2 separate regions of the Homo sapiens genome follow, and region 2 is linked to region 1. Evidence: read pairs that join two places in POLR2A ChIA-PET (ENCODE). Cell type or tissue: Panc1. All regions are shown on one strand. Links, peaks and the distances in the headings refer to the core of each region. The heading gives the core; the rest is flanking DNA.

Evidence for each region. Peaks named below come from ENCODE experiments on the same cell type or tissue, not always from the same donor. Only the 100,000 strongest peaks of a DNase experiment are listed, where the experiment ranks them.
Region 2: POLR2A ChIA-PET joins it to region 1 with 11 read pairs; 2 of 35 experiments call an interaction of 5 or more read pairs at or near these places.

Annotation. Positions count from the first base shown.
Region 1 is chr20:2,363,108-2,367,506 of GRCh38, reverse strand. No RefSeq gene overlaps it. Among named protein-coding and RNA genes, the nearest start is that of TGM6, 16 kb to the left of the region's middle. In Panc1, for the core only: no CTCF peak of the experiment used is centred there; no DNase peak of the experiment used is centred there; H3K27me3 peaks cover 178 bases.
Region 2 is chr20:2,519,435-2,523,833 of GRCh38, reverse strand. It overlaps a transcript of ZNF343 not described here. Among named protein-coding and RNA genes, the nearest start is that of ZNF343, 13 kb to the right of the region's middle. In Panc1, for the core only: CTCF peaks have their summits at 1,713 and 1,962; a DNase peak (open chromatin) is centred at 1,916.

The DNA of each region.
Region 1 (4,399 bases), core at 211-4,210:
ATGCCCAGAATAGGTAAAATGATACGGAAAGCCGATGGTTGCCAAGGGCTGGGTTGGAGGTGAGGAATGAGGAGGAGTTGCTTTATGGGTATAAGGTGCCTGTTTAGGGTGATGAAAATGTTTTAGAACTGTATGGAAGTCACCATTTGCACAAATGCCACTGAATTGTCCTAAATCCCACTGAATTGTTCACTTTAAAGTGGTTAATTTTATGTTATGTGAATTTCACCTCAATTAATAAAACATGTAATCTAATTGCCCAGTATTATTCTGGGTTAGTGTGTGCAGCACTCCACTAATGAGGTAGAATTATACCATGAGGTAGAATTATAACCTTATTTACTTTTTTAAATTTATTTAGGCAATTCTATTCTTTCTCTTCAATTTATACCATTCCAAAAAATGGAGTAATACGCGCCTTTTTCTTTTTTTGAGATGGAGTTTCGCTCTTGTTGCCCAGGCTGGAGTGCAATGGCGCAATCTTGGCTCACTGCACCCTTCGCCTCCTGGGTTCAAGCGATTCTCCTGACTCAGCCTCCCGAGTAGCTGGGATTACAGGCACCCACCACCACGCCCAGCCAATTTTTTGTATTTTTAGTACAGATGGGGTTTCACTATGTTGGCCAGGCTAGTCTTGAACTCCTGACCTCAGGCGATCCACCCACGTCAGCCTCCCAAAATGCTGAGCGTGAGCTATCATGCCCGGCCGTTCTTCTTTAAAAACAAAACAAATAAACAAACAAAAAAACCCTAAGAGTGGAGGAAGGGGTGTGCTTATTAGTGGTGTCTTTTGAAAATGTCCTGGGTCCTTTTAACTTGAGTTATCAACTAAATAGGACAAGTCTGTATTCTGCAGCATGAGGAAGAATATCCAGAAATCATGACCTTGTCTATGTGAAATAAGACTCTTTCTGAAAAACAAAACAAAAACACCCCATGCATTTACTATTCCACAGTTTTGGAAGGTCTAAGCTATTTAATTGGATTCTCTGCTGATGTTCTCACATGGCTGAAACCAGGCTGCTACCCAGGGCCGCTTCTCATCTGAGGCTTGGGGTCCTCTTCCACGCTCATGCAGATTGTTGGGAGAAACCGGAAGTTCTAGGACTGAGGTCTTTGTTTTTTTGCTAGCTGTCAGCTAAGGACTGCTCTCAGGTCCTAGAAGCTACCCATAGTCACTTGCCAAGTGGCTCATACAGGCTTTCTTCCAGGCCAGCTGAAGCAGGTCTCTCTGATTTCCTCTTCTGCAACCAGACAGAGAAAACTCTTTGCTTTCAAAGGGCTCACCTGATTATATGTGGCCTACCTAGAATACTTTTCCTTTGGCCATAAATGTGACATAGTCATGGGAGTGATATCATACTCATAGTTTCTATCCACACTCAAAAGGGAGGGCATTTTATAAGGACAAGGGTCATTGGTGGTTATATTAGTCAGGGTTCTCAAGAAAAACAGAGCCAATTGATTTTATTTATTTATTTATTTATTTATTATAAGGAATTGGCTCATGTGATGATGGAGGCTGACAGGTGCTAAGATATGCGGGGTGAGTCAGCAAGCTGGAGACCCAGGACAGCCAACGGTATAGTTCTACTCTGAAGCCCAGCAGGCTCAAGAATCAGGAAGAGCTGATGTTTCAGTTTGAGTCTGAAAGAAGGGAAAAGCTGATGTCCAAATTCGAAGTCAGGCAGGCAGGAGGAATTCCCTCTTGTTCAGGGGAGAGTCAGCCTTTTTGTCCTATTCTGGACTTCACCTGATTGGATAAGGGCCACCCACATTAGAGAGGGCCATCTGCTTTACTCAGTCTACCAATTTAAATATTAATCTCACCCAAAACACCCTCACAGAAACACCTAGAACAATATTTGACCAAATATCTGAGAACTCCATGGTCCAGTCAAGTTGCCACATGATATTAACCCTCATGGTGAGCATCTTAGAATTCTGCCTCCCGTAGAAAGGGAAAGAAGTAGCTACTGGAGAGGGGGCAACTGGAGGAAAAAAAAGTGGATGGGTGATGTTTTCCATGCCAACCTTGTAGAGATATTTGACTTGTACTTAGACCTGGGCCATACACCATATCCTTCCCTATAGGGTCAGGAGCCTGTGGGGACAATGGGCCATGTCCACATGGAGCCTGTGACCCCATCTTCTGTCTAGACCATGTCAGGGACCACTGAATACCCTGATCAAACAGCTCTGCGCCTGCATGTAAATTGTGAACTGGTCTCTTTCCCAGGCTAGTCCTCTTGTTGGTGGACTGAACACTGCTGTGTGTACCTCCAGATCTGAGAAATGGACCAGGGCAGCTATTTGTGATGGTACCGATAGCACTTGAACATGTTGGCTGAGGTGTCTTTTTAAAGTTAAACTTTCAGTTTTGGGGTAATTGTAGATTCACATGCAGTTGTGAGAAATAACACAGAAAAATCCCAGGTTACTGTTTACCCAGTTTCTCCCAATGGTGACACCTTGTAAAACGACAGTACAGTATCACGTTGAAATTAACATTGATACAACCCGTCAACCTTATGCACATTTCCCTAGTTTTTACTCCTACTGATGTGTGTGTGTTTATTTGTATGCAAATATTATCACATGTGTAGGTTTGTGTATCCACCACCACAGCCAATGTATAAAACAACCCCATCACTAAAAGGATCTCTTATGTTCTTTTTTTTTTTTTTTGAGACAGAGTCTCACTCTGTTGCCCAGGCTGGAAAGCAGTGGTGTGATCTCAGCTCACTGCAAGCTCTGCCTCCTGGGTTCACACCATTCTCCTGCCTCAGCCTCCCTAGTAGCTGGGACTACAGGTGCTTGCCACCCCACCAGGCTAATTTTTTCTATTTTTAGTAGAGATGGGGTTTCACCGTGTTAGCCAGGATGGTCTCGATCTCCTGACCTCATGATCCGTCCACCTCAGCCTCCCAAAGTGCTGGGATTACAGGCGTGAGCCACCGCGCCCGGCCTCTTGTGTTCTTTTATAACCACATCAACTTCATCAACTTCTGTCCTACACTCCCTCTGTCCTACTGGCAACCACTACGCTGTTCTTCATTTCTATAATTTTTGTCATTTCAAGAATGTTATATAAATAGAAACATATAGTATGTAACATTTTAGGGTTAACATTTTTTCCTACACAGTGTAACTCCCATGAGATTCTTCCAATTGTTGTATGTATTAATAGTTTGTTCCAAATGTTGGCCAGGATGCAGAGAACCAGGATCAGTCATACATTTCCAGTGAGAATATAAAATAATACAGCGTCTCTGGAAACAGGTTGGCAGCTTCTTACAAAACTAAACATGCAATTTCCGTGTGACTCAGCAATTGTCCTCACTGGCATTTAACCTAGAGAGATGAAAACTTATGTTCACACTAAAACCTGTATATGAATGTCTATAGCAACTTTATTCTTAATACTCCAATGCTGAAAACAGCCAGTCCTTCGGCGGATGAATTGTTAAACCATGGTACATCTATACTGTGTTTCTCTATGGAGCTACAAAGAGGAACAAACTATTGATATGCATGACAAGTCAGAGGCTAGTATTATCCTAAGAGAAAAACCAGAGAAAAGCAGTAAAAAACAAACAAACAAACAAACAAAACTGGGGTAGTGCTTTCTTTTTTACTTCCTGCAGAAACCCGAGCCACCTTCAGTTGCTATACTGGGGCTGGGGCTGGGTAACCTTCCTCTGTTGGGTGTGAGCTGTAAGATGCTTGGCTGCTGTGTTGTTCCTCCAGTCCTGGGATCTCTAACCAGTTCATCTTCTTCTTACCACCTCTCAGAGTTCTCCTTTTGTTGCCTCTTGAGTTATTTCTGGGGCTTATTGTTGTACTCAGTGGGGACAAGTGGGGTGATCAAGTCTATGATATGTTGTTTAAACTGGGAGTCCCAAGGTGTCATTTTATACTCTGAAGGGTGGCACAGAGCCACAGGTGGGGAGGAAGATAGAGATGATCTAGGGCCAGGGGTAGGGAGCTTTTTCTACACTATTATTTATGAAACAAAATTGGAGCTGTCTAAAATTTACACTGAGTCTTCTAGGTCATTTTGAATATACATATTTGTCAAGGCTGGAGTAGACAATGCATATTTTTTAGCAGCTTATTAACATGACTTATGACTTTTAAATATTTGCATACCAAATTCATAAAACTCCGTTTCTACTCCTGCCCCAGCCTGGCAATTGCTAAGGGCAGGCCTAGTAAGTGTGTAAGTCATTAATAAAAAGTAAAAATAAAAATACTTTCTTTAAAAGGGGGAAAAACATTTTCTCGTTTCACCTTTTAGTAAGCTGATTAGAAAAAGTGAACTTCGGGGCCAGGCATGGTGGCTCACACCTATAATCCCAGCGCTTTGGGAGGCTGAGGTGGGAAGATCACTTGAGAC
Region 2 (4,399 bases), core at 162-4,161, 160 kb before region 1:
TGGTGGGCCCCTGTAATCCCAGCTACTGGGGAGGCTGAGGCAGGAGAATCACGTGAATCCAGGACGCAGAGGTTGCAGTGAGCCAAGATCGCACCATTGCATCCTAGCCCAGGCCAGAGTGCGAGATTCCGTCTCAAAAAAAAAAAAAAAAAAAAAGTACACATAGCTATGGAGTGGGGTTTAGCTGGAAAAGGTGACCTTGCAACTTCAAGTCAACTTCTGGCTCCTCAAACAGTAGGATGGCAGTAAGGCAGGGAAGTTGTTTTCCCATTTCTCACTGAGAAGATTGTGAATATTTCCATATGGATTTTCTATTATAAATGTTACTCTGATTCTTTGTTTTAAAATAAAAATTCTGAATGTAAAAAAAAGAAAAAAAAAGGAAAGAATTCCCTGCGAGTCCATAAAGTGAAGGTAAGTTTATTTAAAAAAAAAAGGAATAAAAGAGTGGCCACTCCATAGGCATAGCAGTGGCATGGGCTGCCGGACTGACTATACTTATAGTTATTTCTTGATTGTATGCTAAACAAGGTGTGGATTATTGATGAGTTTTCTGGAAAAGGGGTGGGCAATTCTCGGAACCGAGGGTTCCTCCCCTTTTTAGACCATATAGGGTAACTTCCTGACATTGCCATGGCATCTGTAAACTGTCATGGTGCTGGTGGGAGCATCTTTTAGCATGCTAATGAATTATAATTAGTGTATCATGAGCAGTGAGGACAACCAGAGTTCATTTTCATCACCATTTTGGTTTTGGCCAGCTTCTTTACCACATCCTGTTTTATCAGCAAGGTCTTTGTGACCTGTATCTTGTGCTGACCTCCAATCTCATCCTATGACTTAAAATGCCTAACCTCCTGGGAATGCAGCCTAGTAGATCTCAGCCTTATTTTACCCAGCCCCTATTCAAGATGGAGTTGCTCTGGATCAAATGCCGCTGCCACAACCTCTGCCTCCCAGGCTCAAGCGATCCTCCCACCTCAGCCTCCCAAGTAGCTGGGTCTACAGGCACAAGCTACTACACCTGGCTAATTTTTTTGTGTCTTTTGTAGAGACAGGGTTTTGCCATGTTGCCCAGGCTGGTCTCGAGCTCCTGAGCTCAAGCTATCCACCTGCCTTGGCCTCCCAAAGTATTGGGATTACAGGCGTGAGCCACCATGCCTGACCTCACACTTTGATCTTAAAAGTAACTTCTTATTATGAGTCGGAGTAAATATAAATGTAATTAAGCAGCTTATGTTAAAATTGAAACTGAGCCAGATTGACTTATTGTGAACTACACAGTACGTTAGCTCAGAAAGACAGACGAACAAACTGGCTCAGAAAGACTTATCTCCAACTAAGTAATCTTTTTGTAAGTTTGAGCAAATGAAGTAGGTTAAATAAAAACAGGTTGCGTCACGTCTAAGGTAACTCCAAAGTACCTTATTATGTTGAAATAAAAATGTATGTTTACAAACAAGTAGAGTGTTTGCAAACAAGCTAAGAATCAGACATTCCCCTCTAAGGAAACTTCTAATGGTGAGAAACTAAATAAAATGAGTTAGAACCAATTTAGATAAATCTAAGCAGTATTAAGGAATATGTCCTTAACCTAACTTGTTATGTGGAATTAGACTCCATGTAGTCAGTACTAAGCATTTTAGGTGAAATCAAGCTCAAAATTACTCATTCATTTTACACCACACTTTTATTGCTCCTTAGAGATAATTCATATGTAACAGTTGATATTAAAACAAGTGTAGACTCAAGCATTCTCAAAAGGACCTTCTTAGAGTAACTTAGAGTATATCTAAGAGTTTATGTTAAATCAAGCTCAAAATAACTTATTCATTTTAAACAAACCTTACATGCTTCTTAAGTGCTTTGTAACTTTACATGTGCAAAGAAGCTGAGAAACGCATTCGTTTCAAAGTGTCCTGCTTCCCTCACTCGCTAGGGGGAGCCCCTCCGGCCTGGCATAAAGGCCGCTTTTGAGAAATTGATTTTGACCGCGACCACCCACGTCTATGTCCCAGCTTTTCCCTCCAGAAGCTGAGTCCAGATTTTCAGCTTCAGAGGCTAAGACCCCATCTTCCATTTCAGAAGCTAAATCCCCACTCCCCACACAGAAGCTAGAGACTAAGATCCTACTTCTCCATCCAAAGGCTAAGTTTCCACCATATACCCACTGGCTAGGTCCACACTTCCCTCTCCGGAGGCTGAGCCCCAATTCTGACTGCAGAAGTCATCTCTTGCCTCAGAGACTACATCCCACTACCCACACCTGAGTCTAGGTCTCTGCTTCTAGAGCTGGAAGCTGAGTCCCCAGAGGTCTCCCATCAGGTGAGGGCCCTACTTCTCCCTCCAGAGGCTACATCTGGATTTGGGCTCCACAGGCTATCTCTACCTCTCTCCCTAAAGGCTACTTCTGTCTCCAGAATATAAAAAGTCCACCGTATTCTTCCCAATGCTGAGTCCCCATCTGACTCCAGAGAAGAAGCCCCCACTGTTCACCCCAGAGGTGAAGTTTCCACTTTCTGCCCCAGAGTCTATGCCTGCCCTGATTATGACTCCAGTGGCTAAGTTCCCAATGCTTGTACCATAAGCAAGGTTTCCACCATCTGCCCAGGGGGTAAGTCCACTCTTCTTCCAGAGGCTGGGTCTGGATTTCAACGCCAGAGGTTAAGTACCTATCTTTTGCCCCAGAGATTACACGTTCATTTCCCTCAGCAGAGGCTACATTCTTGCTTCTCCTTCCAGATGCTATGTCCTCACCACTTGTCCCAAAGGCTAAGTCTACACTTATCCCTTCTAAAAGATGAGTTTTGGTTTCAGTTCTACAGACTAAATCCATGCCACTCATTAAAGACTTCCCACTCCAGAAGCTTCCTCCCTGCATCTCCCCCAAGAAGCTAAGTCCCCTCCCCTTGCCCTGGGGCTGTGTCCCCACCTCTCCCTCCAGAAGTGAAGTCCCCATTTTTTGTTTCAGAGTCCAAGTGCCAACCTGTGCTGCCAGCAACTGTCCCCAATATTCTCTTCCAGAGGCTGAATATCTGCCACTTGCCTATGGTGTGAGTCACCACTTTTCGGCGTAGAAGACGAGTCCCCATGTTCACAAGTGCTTTACAGGGGGTGCCTGCCCAAGTTTCTGGGACCAGAGCTGACCAATGATCTTCCCAGACCCATTTCCCACTGATTCTCCTCTTTAAGATGAGTTAGAGCATATCTAGTAAAATAAAATAAAATAAAATAAGCAGTATATTAATGAACAAGCTCAGAATCAGACATTGTTCTGAAAAGCGATTGTAGGCTCTTAGGAATAATTAAAATGTAGCTAGGCATAGGTAGCACATATTTTAATTTAAAAAATTATTTCTTTTTAATAGAGACGGGGTCTTGCCATGTTGTCCAGGCTGATCTCTAACCTCTGGGCTCAAGAGATCCTCCCACCTTGGCCTCCTAAAGTGCTGGGATTATAGATGTGAGGTACCACGCCTGGCTAGTAGCACATAAATTAGGTGATATAAAGGAAGTCAAGTTCAAAATCACTCATCCATTATAAATGAAATTTATACATTTAATAAATGATATATAAACTTCATAGTATATACAAACTAGCTCATAAAGTGCATGTAGAATACAAACATAGAATCTTAAAGTGCATTAAATTAAGGTGAATCTAAGCAGTATTAGTGAAACTTAGCTCAGAAGCAGTCATTATCCTCCAAAGTACTCTATTATGTTGAATTAGTAGAAATATAGATTAAACTATGTACAACCAAGCAGTAAACAAGCTAAGAAACAGACTCTCCCCTCTTAATAAGTGTGAAATGGTCAGATAGAGCAGATAAAAATAACTTAGAGCCAAATTACATGAATCTAAGCAGTATTAGAGAAAATAATCTTACAATCACACCTTGTTCTCTAAATTTCCTTATTTTTTTGTGACTTACAACAAATTAGGATGAACCTAGGCAATTTAAATCAGAGTCATCTCCCTATGGTGAATTCAATTAAATATATGTGAAACTAAACAGAACAGTTGAAAACAGGCAGGAAATCACACTTTCAACTAAGGTTCAGGTCCAGGTTCAGGAACATCTCAAATGAAATGTCCATTGTGTGTTAGAGCATATTTAGATGAAACCAAGCTGTTTATGTCAAATGAGTTCAGAATCTATCATTTTTCCTGAATGAGTCAGGGTTCTCCAGAGAAACAGAACCAATAGAATGTGTATGTATATGCGTATACACACACATGCACACACACATATGGAGATTTAGTATAAGGAATTGCTTCACACAATTATGGAGGCTGGCAGGCTGGAGCCCCAGGGGAGCCAATGGTGCAGTTCCAGTCTAAAGGCAGTCTGCTGAAGAATTTCCTCTTGTTCAAGGAGGCTGGTCTTTTTGTTCT